Regions from separate parts of the Mus musculus genome. Here regions 1, 2 and 4 are each linked to region 3. The links are chromatin loops, found by intact Hi-C in ENCODE. Cell type or tissue: left cerebral cortex. All regions are shown on one strand. Each heading gives the region's core, and the rest is flanking DNA. Links, peaks and the distances in the headings are about the cores only.

The links. Peaks named below come from ENCODE experiments on the same cell type or tissue, not always from the same donor. Only the 100,000 strongest peaks of a DNase experiment are listed, where the experiment ranks them.
Region 1: it touches region 3 in a loop (5-fold over the local background); 3 of 42 quality-filtered maps call a loop at or near these places.
Region 2: it touches region 3 in a loop (7-fold over the local background); 2 of 42 quality-filtered maps call a loop at or near these places.
Region 4: it touches region 3 in a loop (2.9-fold over the local background); 2 of 42 quality-filtered maps call a loop at or near these places.

The regions. Positions count from the first base shown.
Region 1 is chr15:41,613,096-41,621,503 of GRCm38, forward strand. The region is part of intron 2 of Oxr1 (oxidation resistance 1); the gene reads left to right. Among named protein-coding and RNA genes, the nearest start is that of Oxr1, 170 kb to the left of the region's middle. In left cerebral cortex, for the core only: no CTCF peak of the experiment used is centred there; a DNase peak (open chromatin) is centred at 4,469; H3K27ac peaks cover 2,587 bases.
Region 2 is chr15:41,376,163-41,384,570 of GRCm38, forward strand. No RefSeq gene overlaps it. Among named protein-coding and RNA genes, the nearest start is that of Gm41312, 63 kb to the left of the region's middle. In left cerebral cortex, for the core only: no CTCF peak of the experiment used is centred there; a DNase peak (open chromatin) is centred at 3,681; H3K27ac peaks cover 871 bases.
Region 3 is chr15:41,484,748-41,493,155 of GRCm38, forward strand. The region is part of intron 1 of Oxr1 (oxidation resistance 1); the gene reads left to right. Among named protein-coding and RNA genes, the nearest start is that of Oxr1, 41 kb to the left of the region's middle. In left cerebral cortex, for the core only: no CTCF peak of the experiment used is centred there; DNase peaks (open chromatin) are centred at 4,462 and 5,431; H3K27ac peaks cover 2,680 bases.
Region 4 is chr15:41,328,004-41,336,411 of GRCm38, forward strand. No RefSeq gene overlaps it. Among named protein-coding and RNA genes, the nearest start is that of Gm41312, 15 kb to the left of the region's middle. In left cerebral cortex, for the core only: no CTCF peak of the experiment used is centred there; a DNase peak (open chromatin) is centred at 4,647; H3K27ac peaks cover 1,500 bases.

The DNA of each region.
Region 1 (8,408 bases), core at 1,362-6,361, 130 kb after region 3:
CTGGCAAAATGTTGAAACAACTTCAACTGATATTTTATTCATATCCCACTTGGTAAGCTAGAGTATGCTCACTTAAGATCAAGTTATCTATTAATTTACTAAGTGCTTGCACCATAGCAGAGTCTGTGCCCAGCAATGGGGCCCACTGCTAAGCAAAATAATTACTTCCTTCTTCCTTGCTTCCAGAAACTTATCGAAGAACCATCTTCTCTCCTCCTATGTTTGCCTAAATAGGTGAAATATCTTCTGCTTCCTATGTAGCATCTTTCCCTAGGGGGAAGATGATCCTGATTTTTGAAAAAACATAGGCATATCAGTCTTATGGTTCTTATTTTCTTAATGTTTATGCTATGACTTTGCCTCACTTGTGCATACCAGGTTTTTACTACTGTATCAGTTTCTCATTTTTTTATTTCTCCCCTCACTAATGTAATAAATATATTGCTTGTGATATGTGGCATTTTATTATCATTTTATCACAAAGTCTGTCAAAAATACATCATTACGGCAAGCTTTCAACAGCTGTCATGAAGAAGCTGCAACTGGGCAAGATTCATTCACAGGTGTTCTGTTTTCTTTTACGTATTTGGTTTACTTTTATTTTATGTGCCTTGGTATTTTGATGGCATGTATGTCTCTGTGAGGATGTTGGATCTCCTGGAACTGGAGTTACAGAAAGTTATGAGGTTCCATGTGGTTTCTGGGAATTGAATTCATGTCCTCGGGAAGAACGCCAGTGCTCTTAACTGCTGAGTCATCCCTCCAGCACCTGTCCCATTCTCTTTAAAAAAGCATAGATTATTGACTATTAGCTGACTTGTACGCACAATAATTCACTATGTAGCTATCCTTTTAAAGAGTTTCCCGTTTGGTGCCTGTGTTATGTAAGCAAAGGACTATGTATGCAGAGCCACGGTTGATGAGCAGACATGGCCCTAGTAGTATAGTTTCCAGTGTACTCCTTACTATTCACCCTGAAGTTACTTTCAACACCATTTCATTTCATCAGTGCTTTGACAATGAGAATGGCCCAAGCCATGGAGAAGCTCTTTCATGCCCGGAAATATCTGCAGACTTTCATTATCCTGCTGAAATTGCCTATGCCTTCAAAGGCTGCCATGGCCAGTTTCCACAAGCAAGAAACAACACTTCTAATACATTATTTTCTCTTACCGTTTGTCTGGGGATATTGGTGAAGAACAAACAATCCATGAATTCTAGTGCGACACAGAGATCCATTTCTCATTTGCTAATACCTGTCATTCTAAGACATTCCCATCTAAACACAGCCCTGGTTTCAAGAACAACATTAATAATGATGACTGCTGAGTTTGGAGGCAGAATATAAATGTTGCGATTACCTCTTTCTCATACCTGTGCAAAATCAGGACTATTGATGGATGAAAATTTTCTATAAATATTATCATTTTATAAAACCAAATTAATTTTATAAAACGTTACAAAAGCATGAATTTCTAAATTATTACTGTTCTTAATGTGATCATTTAAGAAAAAGAATTGAAGAAAGACAGAATTCTTCCCTTTGCTCAGAAAGGAAAGTATGCACTCTCTAAAAAAATGACTGGCAGATAAAATAAAACCATGAAGGTAAAGAAAGAACTGTCTCAGATATTTAGTGTAAATACTTATAACAGTGTAACATATTTTACATTATGTATTTATTATATACAAATAGTACAATAAGTTAATATGCATGAAACTCAAGAACGAAGACCAAAGTGTGGACACTTTGCCCCTTCTTAGAATTGGGAACAAAACACCCAAGGAAGGAGTTACAGAGACAAAGTTTGGAGCTGTGATGAAAGGATGGACCATCTAGAGACTGCCATATCCAGGGATCCACCCCATAATCAGCTTCCAAACGCTGACACCATTGCACACACTAGCCAGATTTTGCTGAAAGGACCCAGATAGAGCTCTCTCTTGTGAGACAATGCCGGGGCCTAGCAAACACAGAAGTGGATGCTCACAGTCAGCTATTGGATGGATCACAGGGTCCCCAATGGAGGAGCTAGAGAGAGTACCCAAGGAGCTAAAGGGATCTGCAACCCTATAGGTGGAACAATATTATGAACTAACCAGTACCCCGGAGCTCTTGACTCTAGCTGCATATGTATCAAAAGATGGCCTAGTCGGCCATCACTGGAAAAAGAGGCCCATTGAACTTGCAAACTTTATATGCCCCAGTACAGGGGAATGCCAGGGCCAAAAAGTGGGAGTGGGTGGGTAGGGGAGTGGGGGGGGGTATGGGGGACTTTTGGGATAGCATATGAAATGTAAATGAAGAAAATACCTAATAAAAACATTTTTAAAAAGTTAATGTGCAAGTACCTATGTGTTAATTATGCATCTTATGTATACATATAAGACAGAAGTCAATGTCCACTCCAAGGAGAGAAAACTAAGGGGACATAGGGCAGAGCACTGCATCTTACAGTCTGTTCATCGGAGAGCAGTCACATTTGCCCTGTGTTGCCTCAGCTGAAGTAAAAGCCACTTCCTTGCAACTTAGTGGGTGGATTTCAACTAACAATGAGGAAGTGCTTTGTCCAATTCAGATAAGGCCAGGGTAAACATCTTGGGAAGTGATAAATTCCCTTTCTCTAGATAAATTTAAATATGGGAGGATTGAAGGAGGGTGAAACATTGAGCGTGAGGTTTAAATAGATAACCTTTAGACGGGATTTGAGACCTAAAAAGACTGGATTCATGTTGATTATGAGTTTCTTTATTTATACCTGGACAATAATAATACCTCTCTTACATTTCATGGGTCGTTATGCATGGCAGAATAGCTGCTGCAAGCTAAGTGTCCCCAAAAATATAGAGAATGAGTATTTCTGTTGCACTAAAGGAAGTTAATAATTAATGAGAGTGAATAAGACCTGACTAATACCTCAGTTATTCATTAGTATCTGTATGTAACATCCGAATTAAAACACATAAAAGATATTTGAGAAGCCTTTTGTTTAGAGCAAAGGGCACTGACTCACTTTACAAAATGGGTTTCCTGATGATATCGTTTCCCTTTGTATGAATTTACCTAACTTTTTAAGTTGGTGACAGTGTGTTACTGCTGTGATACATGTAAGATCATCCATTCACTCATAGACTGGATTTTGGTGTGTACGTAAAGCCACGAGACTTTCTAGTGGATGTGCAACATACAAAAGTATAAATAGGACACAGTGTTGTTCTTCACAATTGCTATCTGTGCATTAAATATGTCACCGTTTTCTCCTACCTCCACTTCCATCTTTGTCCATTCATATATTCTTCAATGCTTCTGTTAAACTTGGGGAAACACAGTTGCTTCCCTGAATGAATAACAAAGGCAGTGCTTTGGTTGTGATCTCTGAATGTGTAATGAGGGTCCATGTCAGGAGGTTATCATTCTAGTGAGAGCAGTTCTAGTGTCAGCAGCAGCAGCAGCAGCAGCAGCATTTCTGTTGTTCTAAAAGCACTCCATTTATTAAGAAGCAAACAAAACTCATCCCGGTAGGTCCTCTGCATGGGTGGATTTGCCATGAAGAGCACTGCATCCGGAGTTAGATCCCGCGGTTCTGACTCCTACTGTTTTGTGACCTTGACTTAGGCTTAATTGCATTACACCCAATGGTTCTCATCCCTAGGGTCAAAATGATAACCTATCAAAGTCCATCTGAATGTTTACCACAATTCAGCAATGGTTGGTGAAACAACCTACGAATTCCTTCCTTGAATGCATAATATTTTTCTATAACTTCATTTTTCTTCTTCTTCTTGGCAGTTATCATTTCTATTTTGTGGATAAGAGATTTCTATTGCAGAGGATTCAAAGTGATATGAGAATGTCATGGGAGAAGCCATGTTCATTCTTTAAAGTACTTATTTCTTTATATCAGTATTTTATCTAATTTAGAGAAACAAAATCAGCAGAGAGGAAAATATATGGAGAGAAGCTGAATGGCGACTTTAAATCAGTTATTAGCCTCTCCTTACTTAAATGACTCTTGTATATGACTTTCAATTACAATAGTCCCGAAGTGGTATTGGGAAAGGATTCAACAGAAAATGGGATTTTTTTAAACCAATTTTCAATTTAATCCACCTGGCAAGTGTTTGCATTTTCTGAGTTAACTTAGCCATCAGTTAAAGTCTGTATTTCCCAATAGCTTTTTCCTTGGAAGCAGAGCTTCATTAAATAGCTCAAATTGGTATAGAATTTCCTATGTAGCCTAGGAAAGACTTAATCTTCTGATGGTTTTCTCTGAAGTTCTAGCATAATGTGAGCCTCTACAGCCTGCCCAGTAGCCATGTATCGTTTAGAATGAAGAGAACCTCATAGATGTGTTTGGATCCAGCACTGAAGACCAATAATGATGCAATAAAATGTTCTTGTAGCTTTCCCTTTTCTTTTGGACATAAAGCGAAGTTTGTGTGGCAGATTGGATGTGGGTGTGAGTGAAAGAGAGGACTCTAAGATATGTCCAAGTATTTTTGCCTGAGCAGCTGCAAGGATGGAGTTGCCATCAGCTGAGATGGGAAAGGTTGGGGGTGGAAAAGCTTGAAGGAAAGAAAGCTTATTCTGGGCACATTATGTTTATAATGTCCATTAAGTAGTCAAACCGAAATGGAAATGTCTAAGTTTTTGAGGCTTTGGGAAAGGCCAGGTTTAGAGACAAGGTTGTTAGTTGTCAACATGTAAATATTACTGATAGCCAGGGCTTAAGGTAATAGGCTTCAATAGAAATGAGACCAAGGTGCCCATTCTCTGCTCTTAGGATAGCTGGGGCAGTGAGATAAGATAGAAAAATGAAATGATTCAGGTTTAAAAGGATGAAGTCAAAGTATCCCAATTTCCAGACAACATGATACTGAAAGACCCTAGAGACCCCAGCTAAAAACTCTTATGTCTGACTGTTTTACTTTCAGCTAATTAGCAAGATGGTAAGTCAACAAATTAGTAGTCACACTATAATCCACTAAAAATAAGAAAGAAATTAAAGAGCACATAAGAAGAAAAGGCCTTTCATGTTCATGGATAGGACAAGTCAACATTACAAGGATGTCTATGTTGACAAAGGGATCTACAGAGTCAGTGGTAGAGATCAAGATACTTCATCTCAAACTAAATTACAAAGCCATAGTAACAAAAACAGCCTGGTGTGGCACAAAAACAGACTTGTAGTCCATTAGAATAAAAGAAATAATCCTACATAACTGAAGCCACATAACCTTCAGCAAAGCTAAAACATAAAACCATATACAAAAAAAATGTACATTCTTCAACAAATAATGAAGCAGACAGCTAAAACCAAGAGCATCTGCTTGCAGAAGAATGAAACTCTATGCACAGTGTATAAGATCATTAACTGTGGACCTGGTAATTCAGGAGCAATATAGGTTCCACAGATCAGAGCCTAGAATTTTCTCAGTGCTCTAGGTTTTTCATTGTTGAATGGTCTTCAGCGCAAAGTAATGATTCTGATTTTCATATACTGAGGTTATTTTGGTATTTTCTAAACTTTGCACTCAAAAAAGTTCAGTAAGATTCTGATCACTGAATTAAAATGATTGGCATATAATTAAGGAACGCTGAAGAAAAAGATAGTCTTGTCTTTACCACATAGTTTGAAATAATTTGAGATGTAGAGGAATGTTACAGAAATATTTCTCATACTCCCTTTGACTCAGCGTCTTCTAATATTAACATCTTATGTGACTATAGTTAGATTACTGAGACATGGGAATCGGCACGAGTGGTGTTCTGTTAATTTGGAATTCTGCTCTATTGGAATTTCAGTATTTTATCCAGTTTCCCTTTTCTGTGTTTTTGATCCAGTTAAGAACCCTACAATGCATTATCTAATGCTTTCTTAGTAATTCCCCAACTCCACCATTTTTCTCTACATTTTAATGACTTTGCTTCTTCAATGAGCAGTGGTTATTTTATAGACTTTTGAATGTTTATTTATGATTAGATTTAAAAGTCCAATAATATATTGGATATATTGACTAGTATGCATTTGTTGAAAAATTAGTATTGTGCCATAAGTAATACTTATGTGCATTTATAGTTATATATATTACATGGTTATGTACATTTTTAGATATATAGATATACATATTATTTTAAATATTTTCAGAGCAATATTTAGCTGCCATTTTCCCCAAGCTAATTTATTGAGATTTTCTATTTATAAATAAAAGATGAGTTATTAAACTAAACAAAAAATACTGTATAGTTCTATGTTTTGAGAAATATAGTGAAACAAACATTTGACATAGTACTTAAGTCATGGAAGAGACATATTTAATTGTATTAATTGATCCTTTGGGTTGCTTCAATATCGCTTCTTTTTAGGGATAAACTCATATTCTCTCTTCACCTAAATATATATTTGATTCTTTTAATGTAGCTATGTACATAGAAAAGTAAGTAGTCTCTGGGTTATATGGGCTACCAGATGGCTATGCTTTTTCAACTGCCCTTGTTCATCTTAGACTGTAAGGTATTTTTGTTTACTTATTTTCTATAAAAATCTAAGTAGGAAAGCCTGGCAAATTTTATTCCACCATCACTTTTAAAAATATATGTCACTACCCTATCCTATAAAATCTGCTTTTCACTAATTTCCTGTAAAGTTTGAAGTGTTTGACAGTGAAGTTTGGACTATCAGGAAACAGAGAGAATATTCTCTCAATGGGTTAACTAGATTCCTGTTTGGAAATTCTCTTCGAGCATGCCAGCTTTCTCCCAGCCATAAGGCGGGATGAATGTAATACCAGGGCACAAATAGGCTACTGCCACCACTGGACACCTGGTAACGCTTCTGATGATGGTGATTAAATAAAGGTCAAAGAATATCACTGCGCCCTAATAGTAGGCATCACGCAGCCTGAGCGGTTCTCGGGCTGCCTTTGAAAAGACTACATGAAATGTGTTTTGTTTCGGCAGCATATGCTCTCATTAAGCATCTCAGGGTTTCTGTAGAAAAAGAAAACAAATGCTAGGGTTTTGAGTACTCGATTGTAGGTTTAAAGGATAACTAAGTGTAACCTTTTGTTATGTAAAATAATAAAGTCGAAGATAACCAGACTCTCTTTTAACATAAAGTATATATCTTTCCGTTTTCTAGAAGGCTGCAAAAATCTATCCTGAAATGTGTTGCTTAAGAAAGGGAGGGGCGGGGGGAGATTTTGATAAAGTGGAATTTAATAGAATGTAATTTCAGTAGAGAGTGCAGAGTTTTTTGAGCAGAATTATTAGGAGCTATACTAACATGGTACACAAAATATGTCAGTGTTCTTAGTGCAATGGCCGATTGTTTCATTGCTCTGCATTTGACGATAGAGTTCAATCACAGAAGGTTCACTTAGAACTTCTCTGTTCAATATCATCGGGAGAAATTCAGTCAGGGGCCCTTGCTTTCTTCTGCTTTCTACCTGTGCCTTTGTCTGCCCTAAAATCACTCGGTGGACAGTAGAAAAGCATTCAACATCAGAGCTGAAGACTGATTTTTTTAAATTGTAGTATGAGATCATAAATCTAGCAAGAAGTATACACTATATGTTTCATGTGAGTCCTCATGTTCCCTGAGGACTATAACATAAGGGTTGTACAGAATGCCCCAACATGCACATATAGGGTAAATATGAATCCCATGTGCCATGATACACATTGTTGTTCTGACCCCACTTAGGGATTGCAAGATTTTCAACACCTCACCATGGAGAGCGGTGTAGGATTCCACAGAGTGTTAGTGTGATAACTTCCATGCCTCAGTTTCTTCACTTAAGATGAAAAACTATACATTCTAGACTCAGTCAAGCAAAGTTTGTATACATATAGAAGCAGGGATGGACACAGCTGCCTGGCATGGCCAGTGTAACTTCATTAGTGCCTGTGATAGTAGTGATGCGGCTTTCTGTATCTACTTGGGAGTTTTGTAAGAATTAAATGGGAAATTGAGGTGAGGCTTAGTGTATTTCTGTTGGCACTAGCTGCTTCTGTTAAATAGTGAGCCTGTACTGTGCCTGTGTTCTGCTACGATGCTGTCCACTGGGCAGAAGGCTGTCAGAATAAAAACAAATAAAGGGAAAGGCATCTAGTGATTGGCACCTTTATGATAGCATCCACGAAGTCAGTGATAATACCAACCTCAACCTGTTGGAGTAGTGATAACTAGGACTTATGGCCTTCGGGAGGGGGTTCTCCAGGTGAGAGGTTACCATCAGCCTGCTTTCTATTAGTGACAGTTCTTTAAAGACTGAGTGTGGCTGAGAGAGACCTTAATCCTTTGCTTTATATCATTTCATGAAGCACACCACTTTTTAATGTTTTTATTTTAAGTAGATACTTTCTAGCCAAAAAACAAAGGATTTAAAATTATTTATTGTTCCTT
Region 2 (8,408 bases), core at 1,245-6,244, 110 kb before region 3:
CATCATGCATACTGCCCAGAGAGTTTAGAAACAAATGAGCGGTCTCCATCTTATCTTGTACATGTGATCAGATCTTAATTACTACCAAGGACAGTGACATAAAACTGTTAATCCCCACAGTCAGCACCTTAGAGGCTGAAGGACTGCTATCCTGTCAGTACTGCAGGAAGTATGACAGGAGGGATGATAAAGGGATAGGAATGGAGGGGAAAGGAGAGATTACATAAATAAATAGATAGATAATTAAATTAGTTAACTAATTAGATTTTAACAACACCCAAATCAACATTAAATGGTGATCACATAATAATTAAAATAAATACTCAGATTCTACTCTGTTCTATTCGGCCAAACCTGTCTTTATCCCAAAGTCTGGTTGTTATTAGTTGTACCTAATATTATTCATTAACCTCTTTTATATTATTTATTTTATATTACTTTATGTACTTCCCTTATAGAACAATCAATATGTCAAATACCTTATAGTACCTTGTCTGAGATTCTTTTTTGTAAAAATGTCTCCAGTGAATTTTAGCAGATAGCTGTCAAGCTGATGTTGCAAATTCTGTCTAAAAATGGACCTTTCAGAGCCATCACAGTGCCTCAGTGAGTGCAACAACCTGCTGTCTCCAGCAAGAAATGTCAAGGAAAGGAGTCAGGGCCAGATGCTGGAACAGGATGTTACAGGAATGCAAAGTGAACATTCTAGAAGGTTCTCTCTTTGCTCATTAAATGGGTCTCACAAAGATTACTTCCGCTTTATTGTTGTTAGTTTTTTTCAGTAACAAAAGAATAATCACTTGAGAGATGTTTTAAAGAATTCGTATTTAAACCTGTTCTCCAATTGTACTGAAACTCAAACAGGAGCCATAGCTCCTCTTTGGTGGATAAAGAGTAGAATGTTTCTGTCTTCAAGTAATATTCAACATGGTCTTTCTTCCTAGAGTGATAAACAACTTTTAGCATTTCAAAGTTCTTAAAACATTCTATGGTAAAGTGATTGATCCCTGTTCTCTCTCCTAGACTTTCACAGATGTGTTTGGCCAGAGAATACTTGCACTGTTTACAATTGACTCTGACTATATTTTCTGGATCTCTCTATCAGTGAAGCATGATACATGAAGAATACAAAAGAAAAAAAAAAAAGAATATAATATAACACAAGCAAGCCAGAAATCTGGTACACAGAATTTGTTAGGCCAACAAGGATCAAAGAGACTCAAATTCCAGATGATAATCCAAATGTCTGAGTCATTTTAGGCAAAGTATCTGTCTACTAAAAAATAAAAATCTGAAACACACACACTATGAAACATATGTAGATAAGCTAGGTCAGAATTCACAGTGGGAGTCTTATCACTAAGCCCTGGGTTATAGTAAAAGTTAGGACAATTATCTGAGCACCCTTTTCAAAAGATGACATGGTCTGAAGACATGATTTGGTGATCAAGATTGGGCAATGCTCTTGCTGAGGACCCAAGTCCAATTCCAAGCACCCATGTTTATTATCCTACCATTATCTGTAGTTTCAGTTCCAGGAGATCTAACACCTCTGGTCTCTGTGAGCATCAGTACCCACTTGCACATACCACACATAGTTATGTGCATATGCACATAATTAAAATAGAATGAACATTTTAAAAGTTACATATGAATGGACTAGGAGAATAACTTTCTGGTTAAGCATGGGAACTTAAGTTTGATCTCTTGTACCCATGTAAAAAAGCCAGGAAAAATGATAACGCTTACAAAAAGGACATAGAAGGATCCCTGGCTAGCTAGCTAACCCAGCTGCTCTGACAAGCTTAAAAAAGTACAGTGAGACTAGAGTGATGGCTCAGTAGTTAAGAGCACTGGCTGCTCTTCCAGAGGTCATAACAGCTACACTATGCTTCACACCTGTTTGATGATCTCTTCTAGCCCTTATGGGCACCAGGCATTCATGTGATGGACAGATAGGCAAAACATCCATGCATATACTAAAGAAAGAAAGATAGAGCAAGAATGAGTGAGAGAGAGAGATGTGGATTCCACATTGTGAAGCAAAGCATATGAAGTTGTCCTTGGTACAACACACATGTCCACCTACATACACACAGGAACACAAACATACACACATGTACACACACACTCATGGACACATACACATGCAGACATACATGCAGACACACACACACACACACCACAATATATGCTGAGTTCCGATATAATTAGTGCTGATATGTCACCAACTTATGGAGCCTAGGGTTAGAATAACAATATGAACTCAATATTTTAAAAAATCCTTTTCTAGCTCAAAAGGAATTGAAAGCACACATTACTTTAAGTAGACGAATGTATGTTTAACTCTTAGCTTCTTTTCTGTCCTTTACACTGAGATAGCTTGACTGTTTCATACAGCTACAATCCTCAGACAACAGGATTTAAGAATAATCCTGATCAATACTCCAATGTTCATTAGTGAGAATAATATGAAGGTAAGTCTGTTCAGACAGGCATTCCATCCTGATCTATGAACTGGATCACCACCTTTCCCTTAATGTCTTACACCCCACCCTGCCTCTCTGCTAATGCTGTAATATCTCTAGTCTGTGTGTTGATTCCAAACCTCTTTCAGGCAAGTGGATAGACGTACGCCACCATCTCTGAACCAAAGAACAAGCAGTGGCTTCTTTGTAGGGGCTATCCTGAGAAGTTAGGGTTGCCAACAGGGGGAAATTAGAGCAGAGCCAGCTGCAAGGCTGGTCTGATGCTGGTCCGCTGAAACACCAAGTTAGAATCCTCCAACCATAACACATCGAGCAAGGATCTCCTCAAAGCTAGATAGTCCAAGTTAAGAAGCAGATCTACTTTCTCTTTCTTTCTAGAAGTCAGCCTAAAGAGTTTTCCCTGCCTGTCTCGGCTATGAGAAAGGGCAAAAATGAGTAGAGGGATCCAGGATTTCAATTACTAATGACCAGCTCCACAGAGTCAGGCCACTGTAACACAATGGAAGCAAGTTTTCCTTTTAAGATATTTTGAATTTCTGTAGCAATTCTCATTATTTTCAGATGTGTCGTATAAGAACTTTAACCACCTGCTGTAGCTCTCTACTTCATCAATAATCAACATTTGTTAGTAGCTCATTGCATGGGCTCTGCTTGAAGCCATTTCAAAGATAGAATGCCTGTCCAGAAGATGTACTACTGGGACCTACATTTCTAACAAAATGAAATGCAAAATCTGCTGGGCCATTCGCTTGCTGATCTTCAACCGAGGCCTTGATTTATGTGTCCAAACTTATTCCATGTCAGGATTTGTAAAGATCTGTGCTCTACCTTCTATCGTTGTCTGGATTATACAATAAGCCATTAGCCATTTTTCTTTTTTAGAATCGTTAAATTTTACAGATATGCCTATAGAAAATTCTCCAGAGCCATCTAATTTAGACTTTTACAGTGTTTTCTGATAAAGTTCTAATTTTAAAACTTGTCTTGGAAATTTATGCTTAACAGAAATAAGAAAGTTTTTAAATTTTTTTGAGTCTGAGTACGAACCTGGCCTATAAATTGGAGGAATAAAAAGAGGCTGCAAACAGTGGTGGTGGTGGCGGAGTCATCAAGCTGCCACACTCTGTATGTGTTCCTACTTGCTGAGGATGATCGTATATTATGCTGAGGGTAACACTTCAGCTTCTTCCTGTGAACATGATCTGCCAAAAGTGCTACCAAAAAAGAATACTGTTCTAGAGGAACCCAAAGTTTATGTGAAAAATTTAACCTACTTATAATTTTAGTTGTTCGCATGCGGTTTGTTGAAGAACAATTACTTCATTGTACTTTAAGCAGTCCAGTGCCTTTGGGTGGCATGCAGTGCTGAGCTCTGATGTGCTTAGCTTGAATTTCAATGTTCTTTTTTCTGTGACATTCACGGGGACATCCCTGCTCTTCGGGGATTAAAATTTCAGTCCCAAAACTTAGACCAACACCCAGGCAACCAAATAACCAACTCTTTCAAAGGGCCCATTTCTTACCCATTCTGCAGATGCAGGCACAGTAGTTTCCCCTTCTCCCATGGACAGATCATATTTTACTACTTTAACAATCTGATGGACTCAAATGGAATCTGAAAAAAAGTTGTCTTGGTCATGCCTCCTTGGGTCACATTTTGCTAATACGGAACTTTAATTATAACTAGAAACAAATAACTAAGACAAAGTACACATTCGAGATTGAAGGGATTGAATAGACTTCCTAAATTTAGGAAAGCAAAGACATATTAAAATAGCCTACTCTGTAGTAGTTTATGCATCCAGTATACATTTCTTATACACAATCCCTGAACTAGTCCACGCAGCTTGTTAAGATACAACAGTAAATACAGCAAGTAAAGATACAGCTAGTAAATACAGCGAGTACGCTATTCTCCTTCATGCTGCTCACGCCTGACTAAGACCCTCCACGTGTCTTCTAACACATCCATTCACATGGGCAATTCAGTTAGTAAACTCTACTTCCTCATTTTCTTTCTGTTTATAACTATGGTAAAATGAAGCCCTTGAATTAGATGGCATCAACGATTTCTGTAGTACGAGAGAAATTAAGTCTGTCAGAGATGGCTGATCTAATGGGGTCTTCCCCAAGTACCTTTCAATTCAACAAAAGCAACTGTAACTTTCATTTAGCTATATCAATAGTGAAATTATTTTTATTAACTTAAAATATTTTATGGCTTTTTGATAATTTCTTACATTATTTAGTTATTTTTACCCTCCCTCCCCTAGCTCTTCGCAGATCTACTTCCTTTTTTCTCTCACCACTCAAATCTGTGTCTTTCTGTGTGCCTTCAAGGCCAGTGCGTGGTGCCCAAACATTCTTGGGTATGTGGTCTTCTACCAGGTTGTTGTCACATACCATGGCTATGTTCTTAGGAAAACTGATCTTCTCTATCCTAGCAGCTAAAAGCTGCCCATAGCTCTTTGCCTAGTGGTGGAACTTATATCCGACTCCCCTTTCAATGTTGGCATACGGTCTTTCTTGGGCCTGCATAATTCTTTTGCATGTTATCAAAAGTGTTGTGAATTCATATGTACAGATACTCTGCTGGATACAGAAAACTCAGTTTCCTTCTAGTCATCTTTTACCTCTGGCTCTCACAATCTTTTTGTTCCCTATTCTATACTGGCTTCTAAACCTTGGAAGGTGACAGTCTCCTGTGAGGCTTTGCCACTGCCCAGCAAATACAGAGGTCCCCAATGAAGGAGCCAGAGAAATACCCAGGGAGCTGAAGGGGACTGAAGTCCCATAGAAGGAAATCAATATGAACTAAAAAGTACCCCCAGAGCTCTTTAGAACTATACCACCAATCAAAGAAAACACATGGTGGAACTTGTGGCTCTAGCTATATATGTAGCAGAGGATGGCCTAGTCGGTCATCAATGGGAAAAGAGACCCTTGGTCCTGTGAAGGCTGTATGCCCCAGTATAGGGGAATGCCAGGACCAGGAATGGGAGTGGGTGGGTTGGGGAACAGGGGGAGGAGAGAGGGGATAGGGGATTTTCAGAGGGAAAACTAGGAAGGGGGATAACATTTGAAATGTAAAGAAAGAAAATATCTAATTAAAAAAAATAAAAACCTACAAACAAACCAAAAACAAACAAACAAAAAAAAATGGGATACAGAGCTAAACAAAGAATTTTCAACTGAGGAATACCAAATGACTGAGAAACACCTGAAAAAATGTTCAACATCTTTAATCATCAGGAAAATGCAAATCAAAACAACCCTGAGATTCCACCTCACAACAGTCAGAATGGCTAAAATCAAAATTTCAGGTGACAGCAGATGCTGGCAAGGACGTGGAGAAACACTCCTCCATTGTTGGTGGGATTGCAAGCTGGTACAAACACTCTGGAAATCAGTTTGGTGGTTCCTCAGAAAATTTGACATAGTACTACAGGAAGATCTAGCAATACCAGTCCTGGGCATATACCCAGAAGATGTTCCAACTTGTAATAAGGACACATGCTCCACTATGTTCATAGCAGCCTTATTTATAATAACCAGAAGCTGGAAAGAACCCAGATGTCCCTCAACAGAGGAATGGATACAGAAAATGTAGTACATTTACACAATGGAGTACTACTCAGCTATTAAAAACAATAAATTTATGAAATTCTTAGGCAAATGGATGGATCTGGAGTTTATCATCCTGAGTGAGGTAACCCAATCACAAAAGAACTCACGTAATATGCACTCACTGTTAAGTGGATATTAGCCCAGAAACTTAGAATATCCAAGATTCAATTTGCAAAACACATGAAACTCAAGAAGAAGGAAGACCAAAGTGCAGATACTTCATTCCTTCTTAGAATGGGGAACAAAATACCTATGGAAGGAATTACAGAGACAAAGTTTGGAGCTGAGACTGAAGGAAGGACCATCCAGAGACTGCTCCACTGGGGAATCCATTCTATAAACAATCACCAAACCCAGACACTATTGCATATACCAACAAGATTTTGCTGACAGGACCCTGATATAGCTGTCTCCTGTGAGGCTCTGCCAGTGCCTGACAAATACAGATGTGGATGCTCACAGTCATCTATTGGATGAAAAACAGGGTCCCCAATGAAGGAGCTAGAGAAAGTACCCAAGGAGCAGAAGGGGACTGCAACCCTATAGGAGGAACAGTAATATGAACTAACCAGTACCCCCAGAGCTCAAGACCTCGATGCACATGTAGCAGAGGATGGACTAGTCAGCCATCAATGGGAGGAGAGGCCCTTGGTCTTGCGATTATATGCCCCAGTATAGGGAAATGCCAAGGCCAGGAAGTGGGGAGTGGGTGGGTTGGGGAGCAGCAAGAGGGGGAAGGTATAGGGAATATTTTGAGAGGAAACTAGGAAAGGGGATAGCATTTGAAATGTAAATGAAGAAAATATCTAAAAAAATTAGTGTCAGGGTTTGGTGCTTGCCCATAGGATGGGTATCAAGTTAAGCCAGTTATTGGTTGGCCATTCCCTCAGTCTCTGCTCCATCCTCCATCCCAGTATTTCCTGAAGGCAGGTTAAATTTGGGGTATAAAGTTCTGTGGGTTGACATCCTCATTGCTCCACTGGGGTTCCCATCTGGCTATAGGAGGTGGCCTCTTCAGGTTCCACATCCTCACTGCTGTGATCTCAGCCTAGGCCACTCCCATTGACTCCTGGGATCCTCCCTCATCCATGGGTTTCTGGCACATCTTGGAGATGCCCCTCCTCAACCCTGTCAGACACAGATTTCCATTAATTCTCATGGCTGGCCATCTCCCTTATCTCTCTGTACATCTGATCCTGAATCCACCATTCCCCTCTCCTACCAAGTTCCTTCCCTCCATCTTTGGATTATGACTATTTTATTCCCCTTTCTAAGTGAGATTCAAGCGTCCTTGCTTGGGCCTTTCTTCTTGTTTAGCTTCTTTGGGTTTGTGGAATGTAGCATGGGTTTCCAGTATTTTATGGCTAATATACACTTATAAGCGAGTACATACCACGCATGTCATTTGGGGACTGTGTTACCTCACTCAGGATGATATTCTCAAGTTCCATCCATTTGCCTGCAAAAGTCATCATGTCTTGGGTTTTGATAGCTGACTAGTATTATATTTAATAGACGTATCCGATATTCTTTATCCATTCTTCAGTTGAGGAACATCTAGGTTGTTTTGAATTTCTGGCTATTATGAATAAAGTTTCTACAAACATAGTTGAGCAAGTGTCTCAGTGGTACAGTATGGTATCTTTTGGGTATATATCTAGGAATGGTATAGCTGGATTTTGAGGTAGAGTTATTTCCAGTTTCCTAGAGAAACTGCAGAGTTGATTTCCAAAGTGGTTGTACAAGTTTGCACTCCCACCAGCAATAGAGGAGTGTTCCCCTTTGCTCTACATCCTTGCCAGCATGTGTTGTCCCTTGAGTTTTTGATCTTAGCCATTCTGACAGGAGTAAGATGGAATCTCATAGTCATTTTGATTTGCATTTACCTGATGAGTAAAGACTGAGCATTTCTTTAAGTGTTTCCTGGCCATTTGACATTCCTCTGTTGAGAATTCTGTTTACTTCTCTATCCCATTTTTTAAAGTGGTGTCTAACTTCTTGAGGACTTTCTACATTTTGGATATGAGTCATACGTCAGCTGTATGTTAGTGAAGATCCTTTCCTGATCTCTAGGCTGCTGTTTTGTCCTAATGACAATGTCCTTTGCCTTACAGAAGATTTTCAGTTGCATGATGTCTCATTTATCAATTGTTGATGTTAGAGCCTGAGCTATTGGTATTCTGTTCAGCAAGTTGCTTCCTGTTCCCAATCAGTTCAAGGCTATATACTTAGTGTATCCAGTTTTTCATTGAGGTCTTTTAGACTTGAGTTTGGTGTAATATGTATGGATCT
Region 3 (8,408 bases), core at 1,936-6,935:
GGTAGGGTTTCCCACAGAAATGGAAGCAAAAGAATTCATACCAACATGTAGAGCAGGTTTAATGAGAAGCTCACATTGTTATGAAGGCAGAAAAATTCCACTTTGTGCCGTCTGCAAGATGAGGACCAGAGGTGAAGATCAGAATTTCCTCTGGGCACAGGGGTTTATGGTATTAGTCTTGTGCTGAGTCCAGAGGCACAGGAACCCAAAACACGAGTGTCTGAGGGGATGGATGTCACAGCTGAGAGAGCAAACACACCATTCCTGTTGTTGCTGGGTTATTGGTTCGTTTTTGTTTTGTTTTGGTTGTTGTTGTATCTAGACCTTCATCTGATTAGATGAGACTTTGATACGGGCAGTCTTCTTTACTCAGACCACCAACCCACTGTTTAATTATTTCCAGAAGCACTCTTACATATGCACTAAAGCCAAAGTCTTTTCAACCATCCTGGTGTCTCTAGCCCTGCTGTGCTGACACATACAGTAACCGTGACTCCAGCTCCCACTCTAATCAAGTACTAGTTGGGCAGATCTCAGAAATGTAGGGCTAAGAATCACTCCCTCTTTCTTGTGATTTGGCAAATTCCTTCTTGTTGTCTGCTTTCTATTTAGATGAATACTCTAAGAAGGAACCTGCACATGAATATCTATTGAATAAAAAAGCTTTTGTGTGTATCTATTGATTAATGCCTCAAAGCTCATGTTTTTTATTGTAAGGCTGTAATTCCCTTGCAGAAAGTATCTTGCAAAAACTCCTCAGTACTAAAGATCTATAAAAGGAAATTGAAAGTAACTTAAATGTATATTTTTGTATAGCAAAATTAAGTACCCAATACTTAATTACTTCTTCTCTTATTATTTATAAATAATAATAAATTATTTGTGTTTTGACAGTAAAAACACAAATATTTCCTAGTGTGATATGTGATATGACTTACATTGAGCTACCATGAAAATCTTTACGTTGACTCTAGGAAGTACATGTAAATATTGACATGGTCTCTTAACAAGAAAGAATTGCTCTAATCACTTACTAACAGATGCGATTTGTTTTTTTCCCATAAAGTTACTGTTTTTTTATACGTAAATTAATTTTGTTCATTAGACACATGCAAATGCACACTTTTGATCCAAGGGCTTCCTGTAGTAGATTACTTCTTAAATTCACTGTCTCTGTCATCAAGCAATTCAATCCACTTAAATGAAAAATAAGTTAGGATTAATGACTGGAACCAAAATTTTAAAGCTTAGAGCAAGTGTGCCTTTAAGGAAGTATAGATCTAATGAAAATACTTTAGCTATGGACCTCATTTAGAATATTATTCACAAAATGAGCCATCCACTCTTCACATCTGTGAGCAAAATTTAAATTCTTTTTTTAAAATTTTTATCGGTTATTTTATTTATTTATATTTCAAATGTTATTCCCCTTCCAGGATTTCCCTCTGTAAAACCCCTATCACACCTCTTCCCCCCTGCTTCTATGAGGGTGCTTCCCCACCCACTCACTCCCTCCTCACTGTCTTAGCAAATCTATCCATGTTTTCCACCCTTCCTAGTCTCCTTCCAGACCTTACCTTACCTTTTTCTTCCAAGTCCTTTCCCACATTCATATCTTTTAGATTTGTGACCCTGTGAGTTTAGCTAGGGCTGTTTATGTGACTGCAGGTTTGAAGCTATCTACTGGGCCCTGCTGGGCTCACCTAGTAGGTACAAAATGGAACACAATCAGTCCCCATCTCCAATGATATACATGTAGCCATGAGTTCAGTAGGGTGACAGAGGGTCCTATGAGTCCTCCTACTATCCCTGACTGCTGAGAGATGCAGTCTCCTGCAGGGCAGTGACAGGCAACTGAAGCTGTTGTGATTCTTGGTTGCAAAGACTGTCATTCCCAGGATTGCACCACCGCTCCACCATCTTCTGGATCTTAAATTCTTTCTGCAGCCTCTTCATTGATGTTTCCTGAGCATCAGAGTGAGTGGTGTGTCTTGTTTATTTATGGCAGAACACTCAAGAGTGATTTGTTCTCAGTACCTCCAGCAGAAGTAACGGCTAACCCTTTTGTTTAAAGGTCACCAGTGTGCACTTGTCAGAGGGAACAGAGGCTGTCTTGCTTTTCTTGGGAGTCTTGGACTCGCTGATGCTGTAAAGAGTAGATTTCATGTAACTTTAGCATGTTTTCAAACTAATCTAGCTGGACAACCAGGTTTTGTTATGTTGTTTTTCTTACTTCATGAGAAGTAGTTCATGATGATTGTCAAACAGCATCCTGATGAAATCAGGGTAAACAGCTGACCTGAGAGTTAGCTCAGCCTGGAGCCAGCTTCACTCTCAGTAGGGATTACCTGCAGGAGGAAATAGGAGTGGGCATGGGAGAGCATTTGCTGTAGTGCAGGGAATATCTTCCAGGCAGACCCAGTCAAGGAGTATTCCTTTCCTATCACGGTGGCTTCCTATAGCACACTATTCAAACTGAAAGCACATTTGTGTGCAGTGAATGTCACAAGGAAATTCCCTCCTAATTACATGTCGTTCATTCATTTAGTTATTCTAGCACATGATTTTATCTCAACATAGAAACACCCTCCAAAATATTACTGCTCTCATGGGACTTATATTTGTTACTTTAACATTATACAGTTAACTGGATTTTATTTTAATTAAAATATAATTATATCACTTTCTCTTTTCTCTCTTCTCCCACCCTTTTTATTTCTTCCCATTCTCAGGTTGTTGGCCTCTCTTTGGTACACACAAACACACACAAACACACACACACAAACACACACACACAAACACACACAAACACACACAGGCACACACACACAAACACACACACACAAACACACACACACACAAACACACACACACACAGGCACACACACATTTATCTGTTTTAAGAAATAAATTTCTGATTCATAAACTACCTAGTTTATGTTGATTTGTTAGAGGAAGAGCCCACATAGATGAAGAAGACATGTCACATTGGTCTGTGTACCAGAGTACTAGAGGCAGCTTGGTTTGGATGCCTTTAACTCAAACTTCCTCACAAGATCATTTGCCAGTCAAGCCTGCAGTTGTACCAAGATGGCAGTGAGGTGTCTTCTACGCCATCCATGGTGCTGGGTGTTGGCTAGAGACTTTTTGGTTCTTTCCCTACTGGAGATCTCCATGTGTCAGCCTGGCTCTCACAAGTGTGATCAATTCAATAAAAGATGACATATCTCAGTGCCATCTATAACCTGGCTTGTGATGACACATCCTCTATTTCCTTGGAGAATAGTTAGCTATTCATTTTGGGAAAAGAAACACAGGAACATGAACATCAGGCACAGAAGTCACTGAAGGTCTTTCTGTAAATTACTGCCACTCTGGAATGTATCCAAGCTCCCTCATTCATTAGCTTGCTCTCTTATCCCAGCTTGTCTGACCGGTGTTGGCACTTTCAGGTGAATTCAATCTTGTAGTATTACTCAGGAAAATTAAAATCAAAATATTAATTTTTGAAAGATATTCATAAAATTAGATCAACCCATCAGCCTATATGTCTCAGATGTATTATGAGTTCATTTGGCAGCTAACTCGGCCATCGTATAGGGGTCCAATGTAAAGTTAGCTTTTCTGTTGTTAATTACAGGGCCTCACATTATACATGTGCTTCAAATGGGTAACATATGACATCCACATGGAAGTTCTGTCTGAAGGGTCAATCCTCTGACCTACACAGAGAGTATGTTGGAGGAATTTCCTCATTAAAAATGCAGCCACTGGCAACAGTGGCACAGGGGCAGGAGACCATCAGAAAGCTCTTGGAAATGACAGGTTTAGGGAAGATGGGAGGGGTTTTGATTCTTTTAGTTTCGGTGTGTATTTCTAAATTTTTATTAAATATTGAAATAGTCACAGTACTAGGTGAGATGACTTTATGATGGTTGAATATTGGCCTCCTCTTGTTGAGAAATAGTTGCCTTCCTTCATGGTGTGGAGTTAAGATTCCATCTTGTAAAATATCCTAAGTGCATATTTTTTTGGAGAACATTGTCATTTCAGTTTTAAGTTCACTAGAAACTGATATAATTAGGGTACAGCATATTCTGTCCTGCAATAAATTTTAGAAACATGTAAATGAGGCACACTGTTTTCCATGGTCATTTGATTTTCATTTCGTTGTTTGGAATTTAATGAGATTTTCCTAATTTGGTGGCCAGGGGTTGATGTTGCCTGTGGATGGATTTGACAGCAATTTCAGCTATCAATTGCTGGGTACACAATGCTATTTTGTGATGAGAAGGAGCCACCCTAATCCAATAGATTTTATTTTTTACCACTGTTAAAACAAATTGAGTTCTTCCAACTATATCATAGCACAGAAATATATTATATCTATGGCAGGAATCCATGGCCAAAAAAATGTGATGAATATTTTTATGGAACTAAAATAGTGGATGTAGGTAGGAAGTGTAAGACTCCGTGCCATATGCTGTCTCATCCAGCTCCCCACTGCGCTGCAGTGGCTGAAATTTCATTTCAGCATACACCTTCATACCCCTGCCAGAGGATATTTTTGAACACCGAAGACAAGAGTAATATTGCTTTCTACTAGTGATTAAAAGTAAAATGCTTAGATGGTTGTTGTTTTGTTGTCGTTGTTTTGGTCAACTTTTCAGTATAGACTTCCAAGAGGACTGTTGAATCTCACTGTGTGCTTAGAAATGGTTTTAATCTTAAGAATTAAAAAAAAAAAAAAAGAAAAGAAAAGAAAAAAAGAAAAGAAAGAAAAAAGAATTTTACTGTCATTGACTTTTGGGAAAATTTGAGTATGTAAATAAATGGAATTTATTAGTTCATCAAAGAATATATGAAGATCAGGTGTTACCAAATGGGTTATTTTTTTTAAATCCATTATTTCAGAGAGCCATTTTTGTCTATTTAGGAAGGGGTCCCAAGGCCAGTGTCTATGAAGTACACATTGTACACATTGGTGGTTACTATTCCTGATAAAGAATGGACTCTCAAAATGGATGTTGTAAACTACAGGCAATCTCACTTGTACATAGCTAATTCTAAAGGGAAGGCAATATCTGATATGTTAACTGGTGATGGAACTGAATATAATATGTTCCAGTCTAAATTTAGGTTTCATTACTGCTATGTTCAAGAGACTGAGCCCAGTGTGCCCATTGACTGAACTGAAGTTAAATGCATAGAGAATTTGAATTCTTTGGCTTTTCTATAGTGTGAACTTAAATGATGTTCAAAACATGTATAGAATGAGTCATTTGAGTTTCCTCTCTGTCAGGAAGTAGGTGAAGAGCTTTGTAGTCAAGACCCTATAACTGATAACAGTGGGGCATAAGGAGGCTTAAGTAAGTGACCTAAGTTTCCATAGTCAGCAGGTGACACTGAAGGAGGAGCCTAGATCCTGCCCAGGGCTGACTTCACATAAGCTCTCACTCCGGGTAAATAGAGACAGATATAGGATGCTAACAGCCTGTTGTAAGCCATGTGCTCATCAGAGAAAGAAGGTGATGATTTAGATGAAAATCCTGGAACCTTGCCTGGATTTTGAAAAGATAGAACAGAATAATATGTAGAATCTCTCAGTTTTATCCCTGTAAGAGTTTTGGTGTTGGTGATCGTATTTGAAGGACTGAAATGAAGGGCAGCGAAGGTATATATCTGAGCAATTAAAATTGATTTTGGGTTTTTTTTTTATGTGTATGTGTGCCTTGGCAACATGTAGGCTTGTGCACCTCAGAAGTACATGATGACTGTGAATATCAGAAACAGACTGTTAATGAAGTTACAGATGGTTATGATCCACTATGTGGATGCTGGGAATCAAACCCAGGTCTTCTGCAGGAGCCTCCAGTGCTCCTACCCACTGAGCCATCTCTCCAGCTTTCCTAGGCAGACATTTAAAGTATTTAAAAATGTATTTTGTCAGAGTTGTGGGTTCTTTTTGGGTTTGTTTCTCTTTGTAAACTCTCCAGCTGTCATTTAATAGGGAGGTATTTCAGTATAAAGGGCATGTAGAAAGCATATATTATTGGACAAATAATATCTATTTTTATCTCCCCTCTTTTGCAGTTTTAGTACTATGTTAAATTTCTGTTTGCTACTGAAGTTAACTTGGCATAGCATATTTTAAATATTAAGATAAAATGGCTGAGGATTTTTTGAATTGCATAATGTTCTCCTAAGTTTATTGAAGATCCTTAAAGCCTCAGTTAACATTTTGCATCAAATTATTTTTTAATATCAGATTTGAAGTTCTACCCATCTAATAGTTTAGCAATATTTGTAAACACTCCCATTACTTCACAACTAAGACATAATCAATAGTCCGTTTAGAGTCAAAGCAATATGGCAGAATCAGAGAATAATGGCGTAGGACCTACAGTTAGAATTCAGTAACCAAGTCTGTGCATTGTACCCTGGCTTCTAACCCCAGCTCTTGTGTGGCAATAAATGAAATCAGAGAACATCATCTTCACCTATACTGAATGCTCGCTTTGCTTCCACAAAGAGTAAATCTAGGTGAAATTAACTGGAAAAAGGATCCAGAAAGAGTAGATGGTAAAAGACTATAATGTATGTAACTGAGACTTTGACATGAATTTTGAAGGTATTATGCTGCGCATTGTGGCATGGATTGGTAATCTCAGATAACATGAATATTGAAGCAGTAGGATCAAAAATTCAAGATCTTATTCCCAACACAACGTAAGTGAGCATGATGCTCTATACCTGTAATCTGAGTAGCTGGAAGACAGACGCAAGAACATCAGGAGTTTGCTTATAGAAGACTGAGGCCATTCTGTTTTACCTTCAACATCGACTCAAACAAGCAAACAGACAAAAACCCAAAGCTTTTTGCTTTATTCATTAGATATAGTCACACATGGACTAATAAAAATATCTGGAGACCTTAGTTTTCCAGGATGGAATATCTACAAAATAATGACATACTTTATACTTTGAATACTTCCGTCAATCTTCATTAAAAAGAACATTCACTGGAGACATCCAGGGCTGTTTGGAAAATCCTGCCACATTATGTTTTATGTAATATCTGCTGTCTTTCCTCTCTTGGTTGCTGGAGATTCATTTACTTACTGTAATGATCCTAATGAAGGTAGATAGTTAAACTCACAGTATTAAATCATATTACTCTTTCTTTGTTAATGTGCATCCCTGTAAGGATTCAGAGTTAAGCTGCTCTGGTACAGGTGAGTCTAGGGAAGTGGGTGGCTCAGTGTATTTGTTTTCTCTTTCAAAAGATTAAAATGAGTAACTTCAATTTTTAAACATTATTGTGGACAGTTTTTTTTCTTTTTTAATGAAATTTAATCTGAACATGATTAAGAATACAGATTCAATAGTACTTCATTTTGGCTCAAGTGGACATTCTGCATTTAAGATTTGATTTTAAATATAGATCAGTTTATTGATGAATTTTACATAAAGGCTAATCAAGCTTAGTGTGGATTTCTCACTGGCTCTTGACCTAGATGACTTTCTAGCTAGGATGCCATCAGAGCACACAGAGACACGCAGGATGAGGAAGAACGGAACGATCCTCCTGTACACATCAGAGTGCTTGCTGAGAATTCCTATTTTGAGCAGCTCTGGAACTCAGCTGCTATGGCAGGACACCTCCGTTGTACCCTTCTGTAAGGGACCTGCCATTACTCTCTCTCCACTGACCATTTTTCCAACAAACACCTTTTAATAGCTCAAGAGTTTGTGTTGTTGTTAGCTAACCTACTAAAACTGAGAAACTAGGTTTGCATTCATCTATACAAAGTATATCCAAAAACCCTGTCTTTCACTTGTAAATTCGGATACTAGAAAAAAAAAAAACAAAGAAAATGAACTAGTTATATAACTAATCAAATTAGATGAGGAACAATAAGGTTAATATATGCCAAGAGGCCACAGCAGATAAACATGGCTGTATTAATCCACAGTAGTCCCTTTTGCATAATTTATGTATCCTGAGTATCTATACTGCTTATATACCTACAAAGAATTCTGCCCTAAATGTAATGAAATCAATCCTATTAATTGAAAGAAAATACTATAGCCTTTAAAAATTCTAGACCCAGGGCCTTAGAAATGCCAAGGAAGTCCGCTACCACTGAGTTTTATTTCTAGCTTTAAAAACTGTGTTTTGTGATATTTACTGTTATGATTATTTGCTTCAATTTAACTGGTTGGAAGAGTCGTACCATCTCTCTGAGTGGCAGTCTTCCTTGCTGAGATCTCTTTGGCAGCCTCTTGGAGCTTCAGAGAAAGTTTTGAATTTCATTGGGTGGTATCTGCCCCCCTGTTTGTCTTACTGGCAAGACTTCTGGTATCTTTCTTTGTTTCTGAATCAAGCTGATTTTCTTCCCTCCTCC
Region 4 (8,408 bases), core at 1,849-6,848, 160 kb before region 3:
TATAACTCTTTATAGATGTAAGATCTTCAGACTAAGATGTCATTCTGGATTGTTCTAGGATCTGGCTGTCATTACAGTATCTTCAGGAGAAAGAGGCAAAGGACAGCTTTGCACATAAGCACATGTGTGCACACACATGCAGATACACTGCTTACATACAAGGCTTTATATATAAACAAATACATATATGTACACACATGTATGCACACATGTTTACAAACAAGGTTTTATATATAACCAAACACATGTAAGCACACACATAGGCACCAATGCACAAGAAAGTGAATTAGAGTCAGAGGAGATTGGGTAACATGAAGCAAAAAAAAACAAAAAACAAAAAACATTAATTTCAGGGTCTGGTAGTCAGAATCATAGGCCAAATTTATTGGAGTTTGTTATAATAACTCACAAAAATTATTTTAGCTGTTTGATGTCTTTAATTTAAAATTTAAAAATATATCCAGGAGGAAGCCTTAGTAGCTAATATATTCATGTCTTGTCATTTAGAGGAAGAGCTGAACTAGTAATTCAATCCACTAAGATTTGTTTTAGATTGACATTTTTAGTAAGTCACATGAAGGCTGAAGGCAAATCAATACAAATTATATGATTCCAGTTTGAAATCCTGAAGTACTTCCAGCTCAACTGCATGTTGATCAGCAACCAGTAAAGTCAGTTGTCACTGAGGTTCCCAAATGGGTGAGCAGCATATAAAAGTCTTACCAGTTTCAATTACATACAATTTTGCTTAGCTTATTGTATATATCTACTAATTAAAATGTATGATTGGAGAGAATTTTTCAATAATCCAACTAAACTAAAATTTTATTTATCTATATTTTCTAATTTATAGTCATTCTGAAATTAATGTTTGTGTTGGCTTCCACTGTAATGAACACCAAAGAGTTTGTCAAGCTTGGACAAGGACATCTTTCACCAGCCATTTATAGACCTCATCTCCAATCCAAAGTCAATTTGAATAGTTCCATATTTGCATCTTATAAATGAGGTAAATGAGAACTTGGAAGATAAGGTAAATTTTCTGAATGGAACAAAGTTACTGGCCAGTTTAGTTTAGAAGTTTAAAGTCCTTTGACCTCTTAGCTTCCGTAATCTTTACACTAATCAACCTTCCAGTAAATTCTGATACCTGCTGGCTAATGGGGTTTCAATATTGCTTTTGTTTTTGTTTTGTTTCAGGGATACAGGGGTTGAGGGAATGGGTGAGGAAGGACAGGAGAGGATCTGGGAACATTGGGTGTAGTCTTGGATTTTTTTCCACAACTTACTTTATTTGGGGTTCTTAAACAATTCTACATCCCTCTAACCCACCAACCAGAGGTAGGGGAAAAACAAGGTTAATAAGTAAAGGTTGTTGGGGACCAGTTTAGAAGTAGTTCCTTGGGGCTATGCTACTCTTCATGGTCAAGATACCAGCAGTTCTGTTCAGTAGTAAACACCAAACACCAATCAATAGTGGCAGCAGCCTGATTCAGCAGAAACAGCAAGGTTCTGCTGAGTCTGAATGAGTCAGCAAAAGCTGTCAGAATTAGCCAGAATGCCCCGAGAAGTTCTTTTGTGCATATGCTTTCTATGAAGTGAAGACCAGTAAAGACCAACAAAGACCATCAAAGACCAATGAAGCACTGTACCGCAGAGCAATGCAATAGCATCCTCTCACTGTTTATGGGGTTCCATTTATATTCTTTCTAAACATCACATGCCTTCTCAAGTGTCTGATTTCAGCAAAATATCACATGCCTTCTCACAAGACACTTTCCAGAAAAACATCATGTGACACAACTGAATTGATAAAGAAACCAGAAATTTCTACTTCACTGGGAGAAGAGAAAGTAGGATCAAAATATATTGTATGAAAAAAATTAATAAAATAAAACAAATAACTTGCAATAGAGTGGGACTTGAGTCTGTCTTTGGCCTTTTCTCTTTCTCTGTTCTGAAATACAATACAGGGCTCAGGGATACCTGGAGATCCCATGCCAATTTCTCAGGGGAGATCCCATCCCTCTGAGAAAGCACAACACACAACTGATCTGGATAAAAGGGGACGGAAAGAGAGCAAGGACCTGGAGAAGGGGTAGAGGCAGGCAGACAGGAGCAGAGCCAGAGGGCAGAGAAAGAGAAGTGAGGCAGAGAAGGACAGAAAAGAAGGACAGAAAGGGCAAGAGAGAAATGGCCAGGAACACTTGGGAACAGAGAAAGAGAACTGGAGTAGGAAACAGTCCTTGTATATGCTGCCCACACCTGGCAGTGGCAGGTGATTGCAGCTGATGATGATGCAATCCATTGCTAGGACCCTGGGAAGAGCCTAGTGGAATGTTGTGTAAGCCAACACTCTACCTCGTATCCCATCTCTTCTCCCTTCTCTGCTTTTGCCTTCAAAGTGTCGTTGAGTTGGCCTGTGATATGTTATTCTCCACCAGTAATATGAGCCAACTCAAGTCAGATTAATGTACATAAAGGCAGGTTTATTGTGAATTCACTTTCAGGCTGGCTGAAAGACAAAGACAGGGAAAAGAGGCAAAGAAAGAAATAAAGTGTGAATGGAGAGAGAGAGGGAGAGGGAGAGGGGGGGAGAGAGAGGGAGAGAGAACAAAATTTCTATATTATATAGGGAAAAGTTTCAGAAGGAGTGGAAGCCAAGCCCCTGGGCTGAAGAGTTCAGGGTTATGGGCAGGGTATTCCAGGTAAGGACTAAAGGATGCTGGGAAAACCTGGAGCCCAGGTCTACTTTGGTACATTAAATATGTACTTCAGATATTTATCCATATCGGAAATCCAACATCCAGTATGTATAATCAGTAATGTATCTAATCACAAAAGAATTAGGAATGAAGTTACATTACTTAGAGTAAATACTACATGTTCTTACTTTATCTTATATGTTCTATTGTGCCTCAGATTATCTCATTCTAAAACTGCCAATTTTACTTAGGAAATTATTATCTATTTCTCTTTTCTTTTTTTATTATCAGGAGTGTTCATTTTCTAGGTGTCCAACTTAAAGTATCTTCATGTCATTCACAACTCTTTCTCATATCACCGTTATACAACATGCACACACAACTGCTTACCAAATTCAATCATCACTCCTATCTAAAATGACAGTCTAACTGTTAAGTTGGTTTCACAGACCTATTAAAAAATCTAATAGACAATCATTCCCTACAGTGCATTGATACACAAATGTACATAGGGTTTCACAGAGGTCATAGATACCATGAAACAGAGCCTCACTCCCCAGACTCAAAACCTTTCTCTTCATTGAGCATTTTCTCCTTCTGTGTCAGATGTTGCCACCCTTTCTGTCATCTTTTATCTGCTCTTCCTTTTGTCTCAAGTATATTTATTAAGAAGATTTAAATATAAACATTCTAGAAGAAACCTCGGAGCATTCCAAGCCCTGGACATGGCACCTTGCAGTCAGCACACAATCTGCAAAGAATTACATATGCCCTATGTGTCTCTTCCCAGCTCAGTCCAGTGATCTCAGATGGGCAGATTGGTTTGAAGTCTCTATAGTGAAGGACTGTAAACCAAACTGATTTCTATTATATAAAATTTACCAGCACAATACTGCCTGTATTTTCAAAGGCTCATGTTTCACATGGCCTAAAGTCAAGTTTTACAGCATGTACAACCTCTATAATCTATCCTTAAACTTCATGTCTAGCTCATTTTGCACCTTTCTCTGTGGACTGTATACCATAGTCCCATAATTCAGAAGCACACTGGGCTGCTTTCCCAGTTGGCTTTTCGCATCACAACACAGCATGTGCCAGGCTCAACACCAACAAACCCTCCTCTTAATGCCCACATCTGCTTTACCTAGTGTGAACCAAAGCATTGACCTTTCTTCCATCTCTTTCACTCAAAAATCCATCCATATTTAGAGACTAATAACAACACTTCACTCTTCTCATGGCCTTTACCAACTGTTTAAAAGACTTTTACTGAGCCCCAATCCAGGCATTGACAATACAGCTCTGTCTACTCTAATTTTATTATAAATTCCATCCAGGCAGTGACTGCATTATTAGATTATCCAGATTTACCTTCCATGTATAGATGTTTCTCTATTATAGACATGATATGCAATAAAGTTTGTTGAATTTAATCAAAAGCCTTTCTGGTTCTTATACAATGCAATATTCTTTGTTTCCTCTTATTTTTCAGTACTAAATACCAAACCCAAGCTATCATGAATTCTATTCAAACACTCAACCACTGCCTAACTCATTAGGTAAAAGTCTAGGCAATAAAACAGGAATGAATGCTAAATATGTGCCGCTGCTAAGATTCAGACAAGCTGAACAGTAGATGAACAGTGAGCAGAGTAGAAGCCTATGCCTTTAAGTCAAGCAGACAACCTCTGGGTAAGTAATCCCTTGAAGGTTAATTTGTAGCCTCTGTTTCTAACATCATTTGATTCTGAGCTGTGACCTCCTACTGAGGACAGTTTTAGACCAAGTTACTTTTAGAAGCAGGTCTGAGGATCTATGCCTTCAGCCGGCTTTGGTGGATATTAACTGAATTAGATATAACATCTTCCCTGTGACTCATTCCTCACCAGAGTCAGGAAGAAGTATTATTTCTATTCCTAAATTCCCAAAGAGGAAAGTAAGGCAAGAGAGGACTGTGTGGTTTGCTTCCATTCAGCATGAAATGTGGGTAGCATATGTACTGACACAAAGCAACCAGACAGAGCTTTAATTGCTCATCTAACCTCCAGAAAGAGTCACCATCTGTGAAATTCTGAAGACTGTAAGATTATAAAACATGACAGAAAAGCTGAAAGCACCAGATAAACCAAGTACCTAGTCACCGATCCTAGAAAGGATCCACAGGAAAATATGACTTACCAGGTCAAGTCAGCCAGGAAAGCAGATGGTCTAACTGCAGACCTCTACTACTCCTCCTGCTCCTCCAAAGCCCACAATCTCATCCCTGCCCTTTCTCCCACTTCCAGAAGATCACACAGATCTCCTCCAACCTCTTTTCTGACTCAACCTATTGTCCCAGCTCCCAACCCCAACAGGCATTCCTGGAGAACCCACTACCCCAGCCTGCCAGAGAAACAAGTAGGCCAGCAAAGTGGATAGGTGAGCTTCAAATCTTCATTTAGCCTCTTCTCCTCCAAATGCAACCCCCAAGTCTCATCCCCCAACTATGTATCAAACTAGGTATTTTGCCCTCTCCACATTCTTTGCCCTCGATCTCAGGTAATAAGCATATCCTATTGGGACACTCTGCTTCTCTGCCTCCTGTGGATCCCCTCCACTGCTCTTCTCCAACTCATCCCTATACCTGTCAACTCCCTACACAGTCCAGCCTGACCATGATAAGGAGGGTGTGACATGGTTCCCACCCGTGGAACAGTCAGCAGGGAGTGGGCCTACACGAGTGTTGGTGGTTGCTGTGGGTGTAAGGCTTGTTTGTATAATAATGTACACATTTTCATGTTCCTCCTTTGATTAATGTCCTCTCTGACAAGATTAATGACTCCATGATAATTAGAGACAGCAGGAGTCTGGGAAGCAAGTGTGTGCCTGTGATAGAATATCAGGAAAATGATAGAATGCTGTGGCCTTAAGGAGAGCCCGTAAGGCTGCCAGAAAGGATGCTGAAAACATGAGTTCAAAAATATACAATTTCTCAATGATGTGAAACAAAAGGATGCAGTATGAATTGTAAAAGGAGCTTCACGGGTCTAAAAGAACAGTACACCATGAGCCAGTTTGTCAGATTGATACAAAAATGGCAGATAAAAAGACAAGCAGATGTATGAGTTTAAGGTCAGCCTGGGAGAAAGGCAGTTGAGGTCCAGACCCAGGTATGGTAGGAGTGGCAATTTCAAGGAGGTCCTATCCAGCTGGCTTATCATCTGTGTTTAACAAAGACAGGTAGATCTCTGAATTTTTTGAAACATTTAAAAAATATGGAAATAAAAAACTTAGGAACTAGCAGGAATTTCAGAGGCAAGTCTCACTGACAGACACAGGAAGCAGAAGAAAGAATCTCAGGCATAGAAGACACAATAGGAAAAATTAATACCTCAGTCAAAGAAAATGTTAAAGATAAAGAACTCCTGACATAAAACATCCAGGAAATGTGGGGCTCTATGAAAGACCAAATTTAATAAAAAAATAGAAATGGAGGAGACAAACCCATGTGAAAAGCACAGAAAATATTTCCAACGAAGTCATAGAAGAAAATTTCCCTATCTAACCTAAAGAAGGATAGATAGGCCTATTAAGATATAAGAAACAAAGCAAATAGAATGTACCCTTCCCCCCAAAAAAAATCCCCACATTCCCCTCGACACATTACAACCAAAACACTAAACATGCAGAATGAATAGAAGAAACATTAAAAGCTGCAGGAGATGAACTAACATATAAAGTCAGACCTTCTAGAATAAGAACATACTTCTCAGTTATGACTAGACAGCAGGAAGCTCATGCACAGTTGTGCAGATCTAAGATACTGCTCATGCTAGTCCAGCTGTTAGAACTAGCAAAACCTGCAATCACAATTGATGGAGAAACTAAGATATTCCATGAGAAAAAAAAATTCGAGCAATATTCATCTAAAAATTCTACCTCACAGAAGGTGTTAGAAGATGCTAGAAGAAAAACTTCAACCTAAAGAGGTTAACCATACCTAAGAGGACACAAGGAATAAGTAACCCAGAGAAGCAAGTCAAAAGAGGGGGAAACACACACACACACAGAGAGAGAGAGAGAGAGAGAGAGAGAGAGAGAGAGAACATTACCACCACCAGCACCACCACAACATCAACAATACATACAGGAATCAGAAACACTGCTCATAGATAACTCTCAAAATCACTGGTCTCAATTCTCCAACAAGAAGACAGAAACTAACAGAATGTATGAAAACAGGATTCACCCATCTGCTTCACCTTAATATTAGACATAGATATCACCTCAGGATAAAATGAAGGAAAATACCTTCCAAGAATGAATCTAAAAAGCAAGCTATTGTAGTCATTTTAATATCTCATAAAATAGACTTTAAACCAAAAACTAATTGAAAGAGATAGGGAAGGAAACTACATAATCATTGAAGGAAAATTCTACTAAGAGAACTTTGTAATTCTTAGCATATATGAAACCAAACACAAGGTTCATAAAAGAAACATTACTACAGCTTAAATTACATGTTAAGCCTCAGAGACTGATAGTGGGAGACCTCAACACCTCAGTCTTGCCAATACACTTGTCACCCAGACAAAAGCTAAACTACAACAACAAAATTGTTGTAGCTAAATGATGTCACAAACCACATGGACTTTACAATCAAACACAAAACAATATACCATTTTCTCAGCACCTCATGAAACTATCTCTAAAATTGACCACAAACATGGACACAAATGTAGTTTTAACAGATAAAAGGAAATGGAAATAACACCCTGCATCCTATCTGACCATCATGAATTAAAGCTGGACACCAACGACAGAAACAACTGAAAGCTTACAAACTGATGGAAACTGAAAATCTTTTGCATGGCAAATGGCACTGTCATGTGGACAAATCAGCAGCCTATAGAATGGTAAAATTTTTTTTACCAATTACACATCTATTAGAGGGCTAAGATTTAATATATTTAAAGAGCTCCAAAAGTTAGTTATTACAAAATCAACTCAATTAAAATTGGAGTACATATTTAAACAGAGAATTCTCAAAGGAAGAAACTCAAACGGTGGAGAAGGACTTAAAATGATGCTGAATATTCTTAGTCATCAGGGAAACACAAATCAAAGCTACTTAGAGACTTCATTTTACACCAAATGAAATGGCAAAGATCAAGAAAACAAATGACAGCTCATGTTGATGAGAGTATTGAGTAAGGGGAACACTTATCCATTGCTGGTGGGAGTGTAAAAATTATACACTCACTATGAAAATAAGTGTGGCAGTTTTTCAGAAAGACGGTAATCTATCTATGTCAAGATTCAACTGTACCACTATTGGACATATACCTCAAGAATGCTCCATCCACCAACGATGTTCAATGTTGTTCAACTAGGTTCATTGCTGCTCTAAATAGCCAAAAATTGGAAGCAACCTAGATACCCTTCAATAAGCAAATAGGTTTTAAAGGGTGGTACATTTTCTTAATGGAATACTACTCAGTAACTTAAAATATGCAATCATGAAAATTTCAGCTAAATGGATGGGACTAGAGAAAACTAGTCATCCTGAGTAAGCTAACCCCAATCCAGAAAGACAAATATGGTCTATATTCCCTTCTATGTGTCTATTAGGGGTTAAGTCAATGATAATCAAGCTATTATCCATAAAAACACAGAGGACAGGTATAGAGTAAAGTACTGAAGGTTGGGACATATATCTTTCAA